2 separate regions of the Homo sapiens genome follow, and region 2 is linked to region 1. Evidence: chromatin loops called from intact Hi-C (ENCODE). Cell type or tissue: K562. All regions are shown on one strand. Links, peaks and the distances in the headings refer to the core of each region. The heading gives the core; the rest is flanking DNA. Region 1 overlaps TMED7-TICAM2 (TMED7-TICAM2 readthrough). Region 2 has its middle 93 kb from the start of CCDC112.

What was found. Hi-C counts contacts between places; a loop is a spot of excess contacts. Peaks named below come from ENCODE experiments on the same cell type or tissue, not always from the same donor. Only the 100,000 strongest peaks of a DNase experiment are listed, where the experiment ranks them.
Region 2: it touches region 1 in a loop (2.5-fold over the local background); 59 of 110 quality-filtered maps call a loop at or near these places.

Annotation. Positions count from the first base shown.
Region 1 is chr5:115,569,919-115,578,839 of GRCh38, reverse strand. TMED7-TICAM2 (TMED7-TICAM2 readthrough) reads left to right here. Exons shown (of 4, transcript NM_001164469.4): 4 at 1-344. It overlaps TICAM2 (TIR domain containing adaptor molecule 2), which reads left to right. Exons shown (of 2, transcript NM_021649.7): 2 at 1-344. Among named protein-coding and RNA genes, the nearest start is that of TICAM2-AS1, 28 kb to the left of the region's middle. RefSeq lists enhancers at 3,385-3,454, 3,485-3,534. In K562, for the core only: a CTCF peak has its summit at 4,101 (motif pointing right); no DNase peak of the experiment used is centred there.
Region 2 is chr5:115,384,969-115,393,889 of GRCh38, reverse strand. It overlaps the pseudogene CTNNA1P1. Among named protein-coding and RNA genes, the nearest start is that of CCDC112, 93 kb to the right of the region's middle. RefSeq lists a silencer at 3,744-4,038. In K562, for the core only: a CTCF peak has its summit at 3,892 (motif pointing left); no DNase peak of the experiment used is centred there; H3K27me3 peaks cover 975 bases.

The DNA.
Region 1 (8,921 bases), core at 3,119-5,618:
TTCTGATAGTAGCTTACTACTCACTTCTCTTTTTCAGTTTTCATAATAAGTATTCATTTTTTTGCCATAATGCTTCCTGTAAAGCCAATTTTATATACTAATAAAACATGAACTGCCCACTCTTCATGCCTGCCAAACTTGGGGCAATTGATGCTAAATGGTATTTTTAAAATAAATGTTTTTATTCTTTACTCTTGACTAAACTTGTTTATTTTCAACTCCAATGAAGATTGTGGAAGAGTGTTTTGAAATGAAGCATCGATTTGTACTTCATAGAGCACCAGACACAATGTCTCACCCAATTTGGAGTTCCATATTTTTTTTATGATAAAGAAAAATGTTGGCCGGGCGCGGTGGCTCACGCCTGTAATCCCAGCACTTTGGGAGGCCGAGGCGGGCGGATCACGAGGTCAGGAGATCGAGACCATCCCGGCTAAAAACGGTGAAACCCCGTCTCTACTAAAAATACAAAAATTAGCCGGGCGTAGTGGCGGGCGCCTGTAGTCCCAGCTACTTGGGAGGCTGAGGCAGGAGAATGGCGTGAACCCGGGAGGCGGAGCTTGCAGTGAGCCGAGATCCCGCCACTGCACTCCAGCCTGGGCGACAGAGCGAGACTCCGTCTCAAAAAAAAAAAAAAAAAAAAATGTTAAGTGCTGAATTATTATATATGTTGAAATTATCAATTGTAACAAAATAGCTAAACTGAGGATGAAAACAGGTAAAGGTGTGGGCTTTGTCATGTTTGTTGTGTACATATGTGCGTGTGCACACACCCATACACACATGTACATATCTAGGTACATACACATATCAGGAAATATGGGAAATTTTGCACTATGCTGGGGAGCTTTCATTTTGAGTACTCTGTGGGCCTTATTGCCCACCCTGGAGCTTTACAGGGGAGAACCCGAGTTGAGCCTCATGTATCAGTTAGGAAAACCCCACGCCACGTGGCCTAAACCATAAGAAAAAAATATTATCCGACTTAACAAGAGGTCCGCCAAGGTACAGGGGCTCAAATGTGTCATTAAAATCCCAGTCATATACTGAAATATTATTCAGTTCTAAAAAGGAATGAAATTCTGATACATACCATAACATGGGTGAACCTTGAAAACATTATGCTAAGTAAAATAAGCCAGATACAAAAGGACAAATATTATAGGATTCCACTTATATAAGGTAAATTCACAGAGACAGAAAGAATAGAGGTTACCAGGGGCTGAGGGCAGGGAGGAATATGGAGCTATTGTTTAATGGGTACAGAGTTTCTGTTTGGGGTTGTTGAAAACGTTCTGGAAATGGGTAATGGTGATGACACACAACATTGCGAAATGTACTTAATACCACTGAATTGTACACTTAAATATGGCTAAAATGATAGATTTTATGTTATATATATTTTACCACAATACAAGTTGAATATCCCTTATCCAAAATGCTTGGGACCAGAAGTGTTTTGGATTTTGGATTTTCATATTAGAGATGCTCAACTTGTAATTAAAAAAAAAAAGAAAAGGTAAAAAAACAAACCCAGGTTCTTTCCATCTTTTTGCTCTTCCATTCTCAGTGTTTCGGTTGAGCTCCCTTCCAAGGTGTAGCCTGGCTGCTCCAGTGTCCGACACTGTATACAGACATGACAGTGTCCAGCCTAATAAGATGATAGGAGTGGTCCACCCATATGGAAAAAATAATTCATCACTGCATTATTGAAAATTGTTGATACCCAGTAATGATAAAGAGCCATCTGACTCCCAGCTGGTTCCATTATTTCAAAATTCTCCCTACCCCTACCCTGAGTGGACACCTCCTAGCCTCCCTGCATCCAAACATCTTCCAACACCGTTTCTGAGTCAGACTACCTGGATTTGAATTCCACCTCTGTCCTCTGTAAGTGATGTTCTTAAAAAGACACTTAATTTTTTTGAGTTTTAATGTCCTCATCTAAAAATAAAGATCATAAATACCTCCCTGAAAGGTCATTTTGAGGATTTAATGAGCTAGTGCCTCACATATAGCTACCATATCTATGCTACTAGAACTATTTTTTGTTGCCTACACACATTCAATATGCAGCATGGGTTGGCGGGCAGGACACATATGCATTTTTACATACCCACAATCCTATCCTTGGAAACCTCGCAACTTGTAGGGAATAGATTTTAAACAAAGACAAAGGAAGATGCCAGGCCTTGTTCCCATGTGCAGTACAGCCCCCAGTCAGGCACTGAAAAGCAGAGGAGCCCCCTTGATCAGCAAGAGATGTGTGAGCTGTTAATGATGAGTATGAGTGCGGAGGAAGCTGGTGGCATGAAGGATGCAAGAGCATGGTGCCATGATTCTAACAAGTAGAAAGTTGAGCCATAAACTAGAAAAGCAGGAAAATGGAGTCTAGGAGTGCCAGCTTTGAAGTCAGTTAGGAGGAAGAATGGCTCAGACCTGGATGCCTTCAGTGGAGTTTTGTTGCTCCTTACACTTAAAAATGGTGGATCAACTTTGTGTTCATTTGATTATGGAGGGCAGAGGGTGTAATCCGTTTAATTTAGCTCTTTTCTGGGGCTTAGCAACTCCCAGATAATTTTGCCTCATTTGGGAATAGGCTGTATGAGTTTAGTTATACTATTCCCCTTGGGTTGGGTGGAGAAGGGAGTAAGAGTATCACTAGTCTACTCTGCTCCTTTCTTTCCTGACTAACTTAAGTTCTGCCTTGAATTCAACAAGCTGTTTGCTGGGGTTAACGCTTTCCAGCACAAGTCAGGGATGTTTTCCGCTTCAGTCCCTCATCCTTCAATTTTGCAGATCCTAATGCATTGGTTGTCAAAACCACTTCACTGCATAGAAGGTAACACCACTAGTAACAGAAATAACTTCCCTTGGCCCTCTCATTTGCAACAGCTCATTCCTAAGGCCCAATCCCAGTTCCTGATGGTGGATGTTGTTCCAGCCTGGAAAGCTTAATCACTTCCTCTCCAGTAACGAATAAATAGACTAGATTTCACTGAGTCATCTGTCTGCCCAGCAAAGGACCCTGCAAAAAAGAGATCAAAGTGGTTTTCACAGTCTTGTTGCAAAGGAAATCTGAGTTGGGGCCCAAGTATTCAAAGGGTGTAGAGTGGCTCAATATTAGTATCTAATTCAGGAGAATCATTTCAGTGCAGGCAAAGGATTTCAGGTCCTTTATCTGTACATTTTGCAGGTAAAAAACCTCAGTGCAGGTAAAGAAACCACATGCCATGCTGTGGAGTCAGGCTATTCCCAACTGTAGAGAAAGTCCATTGATCCATGAGTGTGGTGGGGCTGGCCCCAGGGCTAGTGAGAAGCTGTTGCCATGGCTGCATTGCTGGTAAGGTGGGATTCCGTGTGTTTGCCCTGAGCAATCTGCGCTGCCTCTGTGACTTTCCTCCTCTTCTCAGTCTTACACCGCCTGGTCTTAGGTCATCTGCTAAGCTGTCACAGAAAGTGACGTACCCTCCACACCTGTGGATGGTCTGAAGGGCAAGGAGGAAATTTCAGAAAGCTGTCAGGCACTTGATGAAATGAAACCACAGCATCTGGAAGTTGATGTCCTTAAGCCAATGACCAGAAGGAATGAACCAGAGAACTGATGTTGTTGTCCATGGACCTGATGTTTCTTATGAGATTCCAAGTAGAAAAATTTATTAGATTTTGAACACTTAACGGCTGGATAAGGACAACTTTCTTATATATATATATATATATATATATATATATATATATATATATATATATATATATGTCATATGTGGCAATACTCTTGTCAATTAACATATTAAGTTTGGATTGAGGTAAGTAATACTTGAAAGTGCCATTAATTAATAACTCAGAGCATGAAAATTATTTGATTAAAAGCTCAATGAGGCTGGGTGTGGTGGCTCATGCCTGTAATCCCAGCACTTTGGGAGGCCAAGGTGGGTGGATCACGAGGTCAGTAGTTCAAGACCAGCCTGGCCAAGACGGTGAAACCCCATCTCTACTGAAAATACAAAAATTAGTCAGGCGTGGTGGCAGGTGCTTGTAATCCCAGCTACTCAGGAGACTGAGGCAGGAGAATTGCTTGAACCTGGGCAGCAGGGGTCGCAGTGAGCCTAGATCTGGCCACTGCACTCCAGCCTAGGCGATACAGTGAGACTCTGTCTCAAAAAAAAAAAAAAAAAAAAGCTCAACGAATTAACTTGTGGAAAAAAAGAAAGACAATTGCTCTTCTCTCTTCTCCTTTGCCAATGAACCTGCTCTCACAACTGTTTACTCCAACATCTATACTCCTTCACAGTTGCCTTCCTTTCTGTCATGAGCAAGAATTGTTCTGGGGAAATCACTTCTTTAGTTAGTTTAACACACTTCTATTTCTCTTCAGATAGAGTGAGTTCTGAGTCATTTTCACTCTGAGGTGAATAATTAGAAATGCTTTTATTAGCAAGTAACAGGAACCTGCATTTAAGCAGTTTCCAAATCTAATTAGAAATGTTGCTTTCAGCTACCTACTCAAACTACAGGTTTAAATCAAGAAAATTGTTTTTTTCTATTATTTGTAGGGGACCTCTACAAACTAGCTCCTTCCGGAGGTTTTCCATGTATATATTGGACAGGACACATAACAAGCTTTACAGATTTCTGTATATTTTATGTGTATTTATAAATAATGCTATCACATTAAAATGTTCTAAAATTAGATTGCAGTGCTGGTTGCACAACTCTGCACATATACTAAAAACTGTTGAGTTGTATACTTGAAATGGGTAAATTTTATGGTATGTAAAATATATCTCAATAAAGAACCTAAAAAATACTCTCGAGCAAAGATGACAATAAAATGCTACAGTGATTTGGAAACATGATTTAGCAATGACTAGTAATGTTGAAGATGGGCATATCTTATGAATCTAGCAATTCTACCTCTGGATTTGTATCCCAAAGAAACTCTCTCACAGGTACCCAAAGAAGCACGAGTGAGAAGGATGCCTATGCAGCATTCTTTGTAATAGGTAAATAATGGGAAACAATCTAAATGTCCATCAGTAGGAGGATGCAGGAATACATTATGGCAGGTTCATGAAATCAATACTATAGGGCATTAAAAATAACTAGGAAACCTACATATGTGAATATGGGTAAATTTCTAAAATGTAATATGTGGGAGAAGTAAATTATAGAATAATATGGATAATTTGATAACATTTATATAAAGTTTTAAAACGTACAAGACAGCTCTGTATTTTTAATGGGTACTTACATTGGTGATGGTATATTATTTTCCATGCTCTCCTGTATGTTTGAAAAAGTTCATAATTATTTTTTAAATTAGCATTCACTTGTAGTCATGTTAAGTGCTGTAGATGTTTCCTACACGTGCAATGATTTGAGGAACTAAAAAAAGATGAAGACTGTCAATGGGTAGAGAAATATATGCTTGTAATAATACGTTTCATTTTTTATCACCTACTGTGTTTGGCACTTAACTTACATTATCTCCAGTGTTCCCCAGATTCCTACAAGGTTAGTCATACAGTGTCCAATACTGGGCCAAGAAACAGATGCTGGAAATGTAATATACCCAAGATCACAGGCTGGTAGAGGATGGAGTCATTGAAATATTCAGTGGTCTGGCTCCAAAGCCTTGTGGGTCTTAGGCTTCATAATTGTGCTTCTCAATGTACCTGTCTGCTTTTCTCATGGTGGAGAAATTAGGAGAGGCCAGTAGTACAAAGAGAAAACCATAACAAGTTCATGGTGAGGTTGCCATAATTCTAGTCTTCTTTGCCTAGTATGCACAACTCATGACAGAGAGTCTCAGGAACTATGCGTCCTAATTCCACTGTGCTGCTGTGGAGCTAACTTTTCTAATCTTCACTTTCCTCCAGAAGACTCAAAGTATTGCAGTAGCTGATTTCTAACATTTTCTAGCTGTGTGATTTTTTTCTGAGCTCTAAAAACTAAGGTCTCTGCCCATTCTAAAATGCTTCCCTTCTTTTGTTGTACTTTCTTCACTTCAGCTTTTGAACAAGCATCACTAAGCACTATTTTGTCACAAACTCCATGACCTTTGGAAATGGAAATGATGCTCTCTTAGTAAGCCCTGTCTGTGTCTAGGGAGAGAGGAGGATGTCAGTGTCTTTTAGCTCTGAACAAGAAGTCCACTATGTCTGGCATGATAATTTAAAGGGTCGCCAAATACTCTTGTTTTGTTTTGCTTTATGTAGTTTATTTGCTCATACTAGATGACACATATGTTAAATGAAACACTGCTTTGATTTAGAGGGAGGAGGAAAAATGGGGTACATAATAAGTGGGACTAGTGTTTATTTCAGGAAAAATGTGTTGCTTAGCTCCTGTATGCATATAATCATGTGCATCTTTTCTGTGTTTCAGAACAAAGATGTTGTTCAGCAATATAGGAAACATTAACAAAGGGAAACGAATGCAGACATTTACATACACTGTGATTTGTGAGTTTCAGGGTGGGATAGATCTAGCAAAAATTATGTTTAATGCTTAGATTTTATGTAAAACTACTGTGATATTGAATGCCGTATGTTTTGATTAGAGTACAGCCTGTGCAGCCCCATTATTTGGGTTCAATTTTAGTTGTACATTTATTTGTTGGGTAACTTTGGTCAAATTTAGTTAACCTTTCTATACTTTCAATTTGTAAAGTAGAAATCATAGGAATGACTACCTCAGAGGTGTTCTGGAAAGTAAGTGATTTAATAGAGATACAGTACTTAGGACAGGGGGAGTAAGGCATTCTTAGAAGTCGCTTTCATCCTGACCTTGCCTATTATTCAAGGCTGACTGCTAAGAGACTAGTTAAGCAATTAGATCCAGATCTTGATAGTTGCCCTATTTTTCCCCTTCAAGGCCATATGTGTTACTTTCCTCTAATACATTTGCCTAAAGCCAAAGAACAATCCATCTACCACTTAAGAATACATTTATTGCTTTTAACTTAAAAAAAAATTAAAGAAAAGATCTCTGTAAGGATGAGCTCCATCTTATGGTAGGCTTCATCTATACTGCCTCCTTCTTGTCGTAGTGGCTGCTGCAGTCAGGCATCCAGTCACTGGTGCACAGCTGAGAGAAAACTCAGGGCTGGTGTTCTGAAGCGGGTGACATAAGGATCTCTAATCACTGACCCAGCGACTCCAATACTGTCTTTGTTTCCCTGAGTTTTATATTTGCCCAGAACTGGAAAGCTCCCAGCCATTCATTCACTGGTCAGTTCTGTGTGTGTGCTATAGTAGCTACTCTGTTGCCAGCAACAAGAAGAAGGAGGTGAGGAGAGCTCTAGGCCTGATTTTCACCGCCAAAGAAATTCTGGCACTGGTTAGTGCTCTGCTGCGTGGTTGGCATGGAGACTAGAGAATTCAGGCTACCTAACAATTGAGGACTTAGGGGAACAATAGGTCCTGGTTATTTTCTTAGCCTTTTGCTGAGATATTTCCTTTATTCTTCTTTGGACTGCCCCATTAGGACCCAAGCTATTTCTTGTGGTTGTAAGGGCCTACTCAACTTAAAACATTTAATTCAGTTCTATTTAATTTTTAAAAATAGTTAATATATTCAAATGCCTCGAAATTCAAAGAGTACAATGCAGCAACCTTGTTTCCATTCTCAAAGCCATTTACTATTACAAGCTTCTTATGAGTTCTGCCAAGATGCCTTATGCATATACAATCAATAACATATGTACATATATACAAATCTACCCATCCCCATCTATCTCAGAGGTCATCCGATACCAATGCATGAAGAGCTTCTTCATTTTGTTCTTACTGACTGCCTAGTACTCAGTTGTTTCAATGTATCATAACTTATTTTAACCAGTACCCATTGATGGATGGCCCTTTATATTGTTTCCAGTCTCTCGATACTACAGCGCCCCTGTAACAAGCAACCATGTATGTGTGAAATTTTGCACATGTATAAATGAATATATCAGTAAGATAAAAGCCTAGAAGTGAACTTGCTGGGTTAAGAGCATGTGGATATGAAATTTCTACAGATACTCCACAAAAGTTGCATCAGTTTACATTCCCAGCAGCATTATGTGAAAGTGCCTGTTTTCCCAGAGCCTTAGAAGAGTGTGTCACCAAACTTTCCCAATCTAAAGGTAAAAAACAGTGTCTCACCAAAGTTTTAATTGGTGTTTTTTAAGATGTGAAGTTGAACATCTTTTCATATGTTCAAGAGCTGTTGGTATTCCCTTTTGTGTGAAATATCTGTATATGCCCTTTGCCCAAGTTTCTATTGGATTATTAGTCTTTATATAACTATTATATGAATAGGAGCTCCTAAGAATAGGATCTCTTTATATGTTGGGTAAATTAGCCCCCGTCTGTGTTTTGCAAATATTTTTCACAGTGCGGGTTTAGATTTGCTTATGGTAATTTTTTTACCCGTGGAGATATTTTGTATTTGTAAGTAGCAGAATTTATCAGTTTTTCTTTTATCTGAGTTTTTTCCTAAGCTTTATAATATGCTTTAGTATCTGAGAAAGCTTGTTTACCCTTATTGTTCTTCATTTTCAAAATTTTCTACTTCTGTGCTTGCTTGTTTACTATTGCATATGACTGAAATATAAATTTTATATATTAATATAAATATGCTTATATTGCTATAAAAATCCTTTTATTAGGGCTGCATTCCATTTACAGCTTAGCTTGGAGATTTGATATATTTATGTTGCTGTGTCTTTCCATCTAGGGACATCTTATGCCAAAGGGCAACACAGATGTGCCATCTCTGGGTGCTTTTAACAAAAATGCCAAGCTTTTGTATATGTTATGTGTGCCAAGTGTTTAAAGCAGGCCTTGCACTAGTGCACCAACAGTTTTTACTTTATGACTTGAGCAAAACATTTTGACATTGTATTATGGCTATGTCTCTAAAGTTAATAGTAAACA
Region 2 (8,921 bases), core at 2,625-5,124, 180 kb after region 1:
GAAGCAGGAGGTAGACAGATTCCTAGATGGAAGGGGGCAGTTCCTGAAGGCTGGGGGTGGGGCTGCCAGTCCCCTTGACCAGAATGGGAACTGGTGTCTTTTCTGAGCTTGCTATGGTCACCCATGGAGCAATCAGCATGCACTTTCTCCTCTCTGAGGCCCATAAAATCTCCAGGAACAGCCAGAGCTGAGCAAATGATGGAATTACCAGCTGCAGAGAGGAGCTACCCTCTCTGCTGAGAGCTTCAGAGACTTGCAGAGACGGTGGGACCACCAGCTGCAGAGAGGAGCAACTCACTCCAGGACCTCCTCTCTGCTAGGAGCTGGGCAGATGTCAGGACGACCAGCTGCAGATAGGAGCTACCCTTTCCAGGGCCTCCTCTCTGCAGAAAGCAGCAAACGTCAGCACAACCAGTAGCAGAGAGGAGCTACCCTCTCCAGGGCCTTCTATTTGCTGAGAGCTGAACACTGGACAGGGTGACCTGCCTACAGAGAAGAGCTACAGAACCCACTGCGGGTCTCCTCTGAGCTGTTCTAACACTCAATAAAGCTCCTCTTAATCTTGTTTACCCTCCACTTGTCTGCATACCTCATTCTTCCTGGATGCAGGACAAGAACTCAGGCAAAGGTGCCACCAGCCACAGAGGTTTCTGGCCAGTAAATTGACACCCCAAAGATCCCATAGCACTTCTAGGGATAATATTCCAGAATTGTATTCTGATTAGACCACAATAAATATTACTGATTCTGAAGTTAATGAAAATGACTAAACTTCCATTTGGGGGAATTTTACTTATAATTACTTAATCTAGATTCCTTAGAAAGCAGAGCCTGAAAATGCTATGTTGGTACTACTGTGATAGGGAGTGTGATCCCATGAAGCAGAAGTGAGGGGAATGAGGCAGGGAAGGAGAGAGAGAAATTCAAGCAGGCATAACTGAGCTGGTCACCACTAAATACTTCTGATTGCTCTATCTTACAAGACCAGGACTTTTAAAAGCTGCATCCCAAGTCTGGAATTAAAAAAAAAAATCTATCAGTTTTCATCTCCCATTTGGGAGCATTTTGACCATGTGGTATTAATTCCTCTGTAATTATGAGTTGTGCAATTCTGGGGCCTGAGGGAGGGCCTCTGGATTCCTTGGAAGTTAACAGGGAATCCTAGGTTGGGAAGATCGAGGTTCATGGCATGGGTATGGAGCTGGGCTCTGGAAGGAGGTGCCTGGCAGAAATAAATGGAGTGGGGTGCCAAGGTGGCAGCTGGAACAAGAGACAGGTGAGGCTGAGAGGACCTGAAATTGGTATGTGATATGTTAACTTGTACCCAATCAACTTCCAGATGGAATCTGATGAGGCTTACATATACAATAAGGATGATGGTGAAAAAGGAAATAATTCATAGCAATAGCAACAACAACAAAGTACCTCAGTTTCCTTATCTTTAAAAGGGAGGAGGACAAAGCAGCGGGCGTTGGCTTCGGGCCTCCGGAATCCAGTGCTCACCCTACTCGCCGCAGAAATGACTGCTGTCCACGCAGGCCACTTAAACTTGAAGTGGGACCCCAAAAGTCTAGAGATCAGGACTCTGGCAGCTGAGAGACTTGTTACACAGGTTACAACCCTGGTAAACACCAATAGTAAGGGGCCCTCTGATAAGAAGAGAGGTCATTCTAAGAAGGTCCATGTTTTGGCTGCATCTGTTGAACAAGCAGCTGAGAATTTCTTGGAGAAGGAGGATAAAATTGTGAAGGAGAGCCAGTTTTCTCTAGGAATAGCTTTTGGCTGCTGTAGAATACGTTCGAAAACAAGGTGATTTGATGAAGACTGCTGCGGGAGAGTTCGCAGATGATCCCTGTTCTTCTGTGGAGCAAGGCAACATGGTTCAGGCAGCTTGAACTTTGCTCTCTGCTGTTACCTGCTTGCTGATTTTGGCTGAACATGGGAAATGTCTACACATTACTTATTCAGCTGAAAGTTGTGGAAGATGATATCTTGAAATTGAGGAATGCTGGCAATGAACAAGACTTAGGAATATAGTATAAAGCCCTAAAACCCGAAGTGAATAAGGTGAACATTATGGCAGTCAAAAGACAACAGGAACTGAAAGATGTTGGCCATCGTGATCAGATGGCTGCAGCTAGAGGAATCCTGCAGAAGAATGTTCTGATCTTCTATACGGCATCCCGGGCATGCCTACAGCACCCTGATGTTGCAGCCTATAAGGCCAACAGGGACCTGATATACAAGCAGCTGCAGCAGGCCATCACAGGCATTTCCAATGTAGCCCAGGCCACTGCCTCAGACGATGCCTCCCATCACCAGGGTGGAGGAGGAGTAGAACTAGCATATGTACTCAATAACTGATAAACAAATCATTGTGGACCCTTTGAGCTTCAGCAAGGAGTGCTTGAGGCCTTCCCTGGAGGAGCACCTGGAAGGCATCATTAGCGGAGCTGCCTTGATGGGCGACTCGTCCTGCAAGCATGATGACCATCGTGAGCGAATTGCGGCAGAGTGTAACACTGTCCTCCAGGTCCTGCAGGACCTGCTTTTGGAGTACATGGGCAATGCTGGATGTAAAGAAAGAAGTAATTCCCTCAATTCTGCTATAGATAAAATGACCAAGAAGACCAGGGACTTGCGTAGACAGCTCCACAAAGCTGTCATGGACCACGTTTCAGATTCTTTCCTGGAAACCAATGTTCCACTTTTGGTATTGACTTAAGCTGCGAAGAATGGAAATGAGAAACAAGGAGTATGCCAAAGTTTTCTGTGAACATGGCAACAAATTGGTTGAGGTTGCCAACTTGGCCTGTTCCATCTCAAATAATGAAGAAGGTGTAAAACTTGTTCGAATGTCTGCAAGCCAGTTAGAAGCCCTCTGTCCTCAGGTTGTCAATGCTGCATTGGCTTTAGCAAAACCACAGAGTAGACTGGCCCAAGAGAACATGGATCTTTTTAAAAGAACAATGGGAAAAACAAGTCCATGTTCTCACAGATGCTGCTGATGATATTACTTCCATTGATGACTTCTTGGCTGTCTCAGAGAATCACATTTTGGAAAATGGAACAAATGCATCATTGCTCTCCAAGAGAAAGATGTGGATGGCCTGGACTGCACAGCTAGTGCAATTCAAGGTTGGGCAGCCTGGGCCATTCACATAGTCACCTCAGAGATGGACAACTATGAGCCGGGAGTCTACACAGAGAAGGTTCTGGAAGCCACTAAGCTGCTTTCCAACACAGTCATGCCATGTTTTACTGAGCAAGCAGAAGCAGCTGTGGAAGCCCTCAGCTCAGACCCTGCCCAGCCCATGGATGAGAATGAGTTTATCAATGCCTCCTGCCTAGTATATGGTGGCATCCGGGACATCAGGAAAGCAGTGCTGATGATAAGGACCCCTGAGGACTTGGATGACTCTTACTTTGAGATGGAAGATTTCAATGTCAGAAGTAGGATGAGCATCCAGACAAAAGACAATCAGCTGATAGCTGGCCAGAGTGTCCAGGCGATCATGGCTCAGCTTCCCTAGGAGCAAAAAGCGAAGACTGCAGAACAGGTGGCCAGCTTCCAGGAAGAAAAGAGCAAGCTGGACGCTGAAGTGTCCAAATGGGACAACAGTGCCAATGACATCATTGTGCTGGCCAAGCAGATGTGCATGATTATGATGGAGGTGACTGACTTTACCTGAGGTAAAGGACCACTCAAAAATACATTAGATGTAATCAGTGCTGCAAAGAAAATTGCGGAGGCAGGATCCAGGATGGACAAGCTTGGCTGCACCATCACAGACCACTGCCCCGACTCGGCCTGCAAGCAAGGCCGGCCTGCTCGACTCAGCCTGCCCTGACTTGGCCTGCTGGCCTACCTGCACTGCATCGCCCTCTACTGCCACCTGCTCAACATCTGCAGCAAGGTCAAGGCCGAGATGCAGAATCTCGGCAGGGAGTTCATTGTCCCTGGAATGGACAGCGCTACGTCCCTGATCTGGGCAACCAAGGACTTATGAATGCTGTGGTGCAGACAATGAAGGCATCCTACGTCGCCTCTACCAAATACCAAAGGTCACAGGGTATGGCTTCCCTCAACCTTCCTGCTGTGTCATGGAAGATAGAGGCACCAGAGAAAAAGCCCTTGTTGAAGAGAGAGAAACAGGATGAGTCACAGAGCGAGATTAAATGGGCATCTCAGAAGAAGCACTTGAACCCGGTGCAGGCCCTCAGCGAGTTCAAAGCCATGGACAGCATCTAAGTCTGCCCAGGCCAGCTGCCCCCACCCCTCGGGGCTCCTGAAGATCAGTCACTGTTCATCACTCAAATGAATTTGCTAAATACAACACTGATGTAGATTCCACGGGGAAACGGGCCGACTGTGAACCAGTCCAGGTGGTGAATTTTCCAAGGACATACTTGTGTTTAAGTTGATTAAAAATGCTTTTAGAATGCAGGAGCCTACTTCTAGCTGTATTTTTATATGCTTAAATAAAAGTAAAATTCCATAACCAAAGAGAATCCCACATTAAGTTGTTAGTAATGCTCTGACCAAGCTGTTCTGTTAGTAGTGGTGGCGTTAGGATTTGAGAGAAGGGAATTTGGCTCAACTTCAGTTAAGAGGGTGTAGTCCAGATGGCTTGACAGCTTTTAAATGACCAAAGATGACCTGTGGTAAGCAATCTGGGCATCTTAGGAAGCAGTCTCTGGAGAAGGAATGTTCCCAGAAAGGTCTTTGAAGGGACAGACTCAGTAAAACATAATGTATCATGAAAAGAACTGATTACTCTCTTGATGACATGAAATGAGAATTTTAATGCATGGTTATAATTACTAATGCATGCTGCTGCAGGACATTAATAAAGTTGCTTTTTTGCGGGCACAAAAAAAAGAGGATAATAATAGGACTTGACCATAGGGTTGTTGCAGTAATAGAATGAACTTAAACATTTAATACTTGTAAATAATTTAAAATATATGCAACATATAAAAGGCACTGTATATGTTTGTTTTAAAAAATACTGCTAGTCCCATAAGCTTAGATGGTTTTGCAACTGAGCACTAAATTTATCTCTAAGCTTTCTAGCAGTTAAGGAAAAAATAAAAATATGACAGCCTTCATAATTTACATTAACTGATTGAAATGAGCCTGCTAATTCTGAAACAGAGCCAATAATTTACCTGGCACAAATGCCTAAAGGGAATTTATCCCAGGAGACATTAAAAACAGAATAAAACACATTTTCAAAATGGCTTAAGTAAGATTTGTAGGAGAGTTCTTCGTCTGGCGAACTCTCTCATGGATACTTCATCAGAGAAAGCTATTTCTTCTGGAAGCTAAGATAAAGATGTTCATGTTCGTAGCTTTCTGATGTGTAACCCTGAATCAGTGGTTTTCAGCAGGAGCAGTTTTGCTCCCTGTGAGAACATTTGTCAATGTGTGGTGACTTTATGGTTGTCACAGCTGGGGGTGGGGGAGCATGCTATCACCATTTAGTAGACAGAGGCCAGGGATACTGCTAATACTGCACAGGACATACCTATACTATAAAAATTTATTCGTGTTTATCTGAAATTCAAATTTAACCAGGAATTCTGTATTTTAATTTGCTAACTCTAGCAACTCTAGCTGCCAAACTTCCTATAATGCACAGGACAGCCATTCACAACAGAGAATTGTCTGGCCTTCAATGTTAATAGCACAGAAGTTGAGAAATCCTGCCCAAAATGAAGACTAGATATTTGAATACTTTTCTAGAGGAATAGAGAAAAAGTATGGACATTAAAATATCTTTCTTCCCTTCAGACTTTTCTTCAGAATTAGTTAGTTGATGATTAATTTCAGGTCAAAACCTCCAGCCTTGTCTAATTAAGTCATATCCATGACGCTGACTCCAGCAAACAGGTGACAAAGTGGATGTTCTACAGGAAGCTTCTTGAAAATCCCCTAATATCTCTTGTCTGCACTAATAATTTGACACCACCTACTGCCTTAGGGCTGGGTTACCTGGAGAGATTACTGAGTACACAATCTGCTAATCCAGAAATATTTGTTGCGACTGATGTTGAACAAGGTGATTTTGATGATAAAAAAGGGGCAGGAAATAAGACTACAGTACTTGGTGGGCTTATATTTGAGTTGCAGAGGTAATAACTAGGGGAAGATACTTTAGGAAGATACTGCAAATCTCATCTTTGTGTCAGATTAAGTGAAGACTGGTGGTTTAACTAACAAGCTCGTGCAGAGTTTAGGGTGAAGTTCATTTTCCAGAAGAGGGGCCCATCTCTTGGCTGGGCTGTGAGGCTGAGCAATTGTTGGGCTCCAGAGAGGCCTGGTCTCTCCAAGGAGGAAGCATGGGGTGCCATGTAGCTCCAGAACAGGGGAATGGAAAAGCCTTTGTGGGAAGCATCACTGCTTGGGACTGATTTGTAATCCCCCTTCCTCCTAAACTCCCTTTACTTCTCTGGCCACCTATCGCCAAGGCTCACATTATACCATTTCTTTGGCTTCATTAGACACTTCTTCATGTAGTATGAGCCAAATTATTGCCCTATGATATATCTAACAAAGAAAATATTCTCTAAGTAGAACTGGAAAATGTCACAATTTAAATTCCTTCATGAAAATATCAACGAGTTAACCTTCACTGGCCTCTCATGCCTGAAATGAGATAAGTAGGGGTTATTGGGGTCTTCAATTGTTGCCCAGAGGATGTGCTTTGCATTCAGAGGTTGCATTGCTAACCAAGAAATGGCACAGAAAAATGGGAAAATCAACTGCCAGCTGCTCCCCTCAGCTAAACTGCCTGTTTAAGAAGGTAGAAGACACGCTCTACCCAGGGCTGGCTCACCTGGGGTTGTATAAACACCTCTCTTATTCTTAATTCACATCAATTTTTTGTGACCTTCTCTTTGCCATTTCTTAGCTGTGAGATGATGGCTCCTGTATTTCTAACTTCATGCCATGGAAAAGAAAATGAAAGGCAGGACCATGCCGTTTATTGAGGTAATGTGATAGCAGATATTCACACCGGTGGCCCTGACTCACCCAGAAAGGATTCAATTACTCCTATGTCCTCTGTTCAGAGAGGAGTGAATTTTTTCATCCACTTTTGAAAGCTTGCCATCAAAAAAAATAGCTGAAAATAGCAACACCTTTTTTGTGATTGAAGGGTTAGTTTCAATTTTCTGAAAAATTAACCTCCATGGTACACTTCCTCCTCTCTGAAGGCTGAGAAACAAGGCACCACTGCACTTGGATAATGTGCTCAATCCTCAGGCACAGAGACGATTTCCCATTGGTTTCATTTTGAGATGGAGGGTTCTTGATGACATACAGTCATTTTTAAAAAAAGCTTTTAAATGGAATCACGTTAGATTTACAGAAACTTTGCAAAAATAGTACAGAGAGTTTTTATATACGTGTCATCTAGTTTCCCCTATTGTTAACATCTTATATAACCAAGGTACCTTTGTCACAACTGAGAAACCAACATTAGTACATTACTATTAACTCCAGACTTTATTTGGATGCCACCAGCTTTTCCACTAATATCCTCTTTCCATTGTAGATTTCAATCCAGGACTTCATGTTGCATTTAGTTGTCAGGTCTTCCCAGTACTCTGGTCTGTGAAAGTTTCTCATTCTTTCCTCATTTTCAATGACTTTGTCAGTTTTAAGGAGTAGTGCCCAGGTACTTAGAATGCTCCCATGTCTGGATGTGTGTGTGTGTGTTTTCACATAGTTAACTGGGGTTACTGGATTTTATGAAGAATAGCACAGAGGTAAAGTGTCCTTCTTGCCAAGCACATCATATTAAGGGGTACATGATACCCACATACGATGATGTTAAGCATCATCTCTTGATCAAGGTGGCATCTGCCAGGTTTCTCTACTGTAAAGGTACTATTTTCCCCCTTTCTCTTCTCTGATTTTTGCAACCAAATCACTAAATCTAGCTCACCCCCGGAAGGGGTTAAGCTCTACTTCCTTGAGTAGGGAGCATCTACATATATTATTTTAAATTCTTGTCGAAGAAAAAATCCATACAGTCATTTTAATGAAATATTTTAAACAAATACACATAACAAACTCCCAAATTTAACAAATATTAACATTTTGCCAAGTATGCTTCAGATTTTTTTTTCACATAAAAAAAATCATTCCTGATGTGGTTGAAGTCTTTTGCTGTTTTCAATTACCTCACTCCTTCCCTATTGGTAAAAATAATCCTGTTTTTACATATATGTATATATCCATAAAAAGACTTCCATATTTATATGTTTTATTTTACAACTTAATTTTTTTCATTCAACTTTATGTTTCTGAAATCTATCCAGGTTGAAGTGTGTATATGGAAAGAAAGGCATTTTAATCTCACCAGTAAATTGTCTCTAAATCACTTTAAGTATTAGATTATTTGTGGAACTATTTCCTGTAGGGTGTCAATCATCCCATGGTGTGTGAATTGTTGCAAGGTTTAGTCTTGAGAAGTGAATGATACCTCCTAACTTCGTTCTTAATAGCTGGACTTGGGGGGTTGTAGAAAGGTCAGAAGGAGGACAAAAACTGTTCTATTAGGTAATTCCTACATTCTCTTTCTATTGGCTGTCCCTCTTGTTATCCTTTCTAACCCTGCTACCCCTTCTCCAACATCTCTGTTTTCTGTCTTTCATTCTCTAGTGTAGGTGAATCATCAGAACAAGTACCTGGTAATCAGTGAGGAACAGCAGGAGATTTCCACTCAGCCCTCACAAGACAATGCAAGGCCCCACAGGACAGAAGATAACGGAGTTTCAGTAGCTGAGCTCCAAACTTTAATGTCTTAAAGCTCAAACTCAGTCTGTCCCTAATGAATACATCATCTTTCCCCATGAGTTGCTGTGCCATCAATGTTCCCAACTTCAATATCCACCCCATTGCCTGGGAA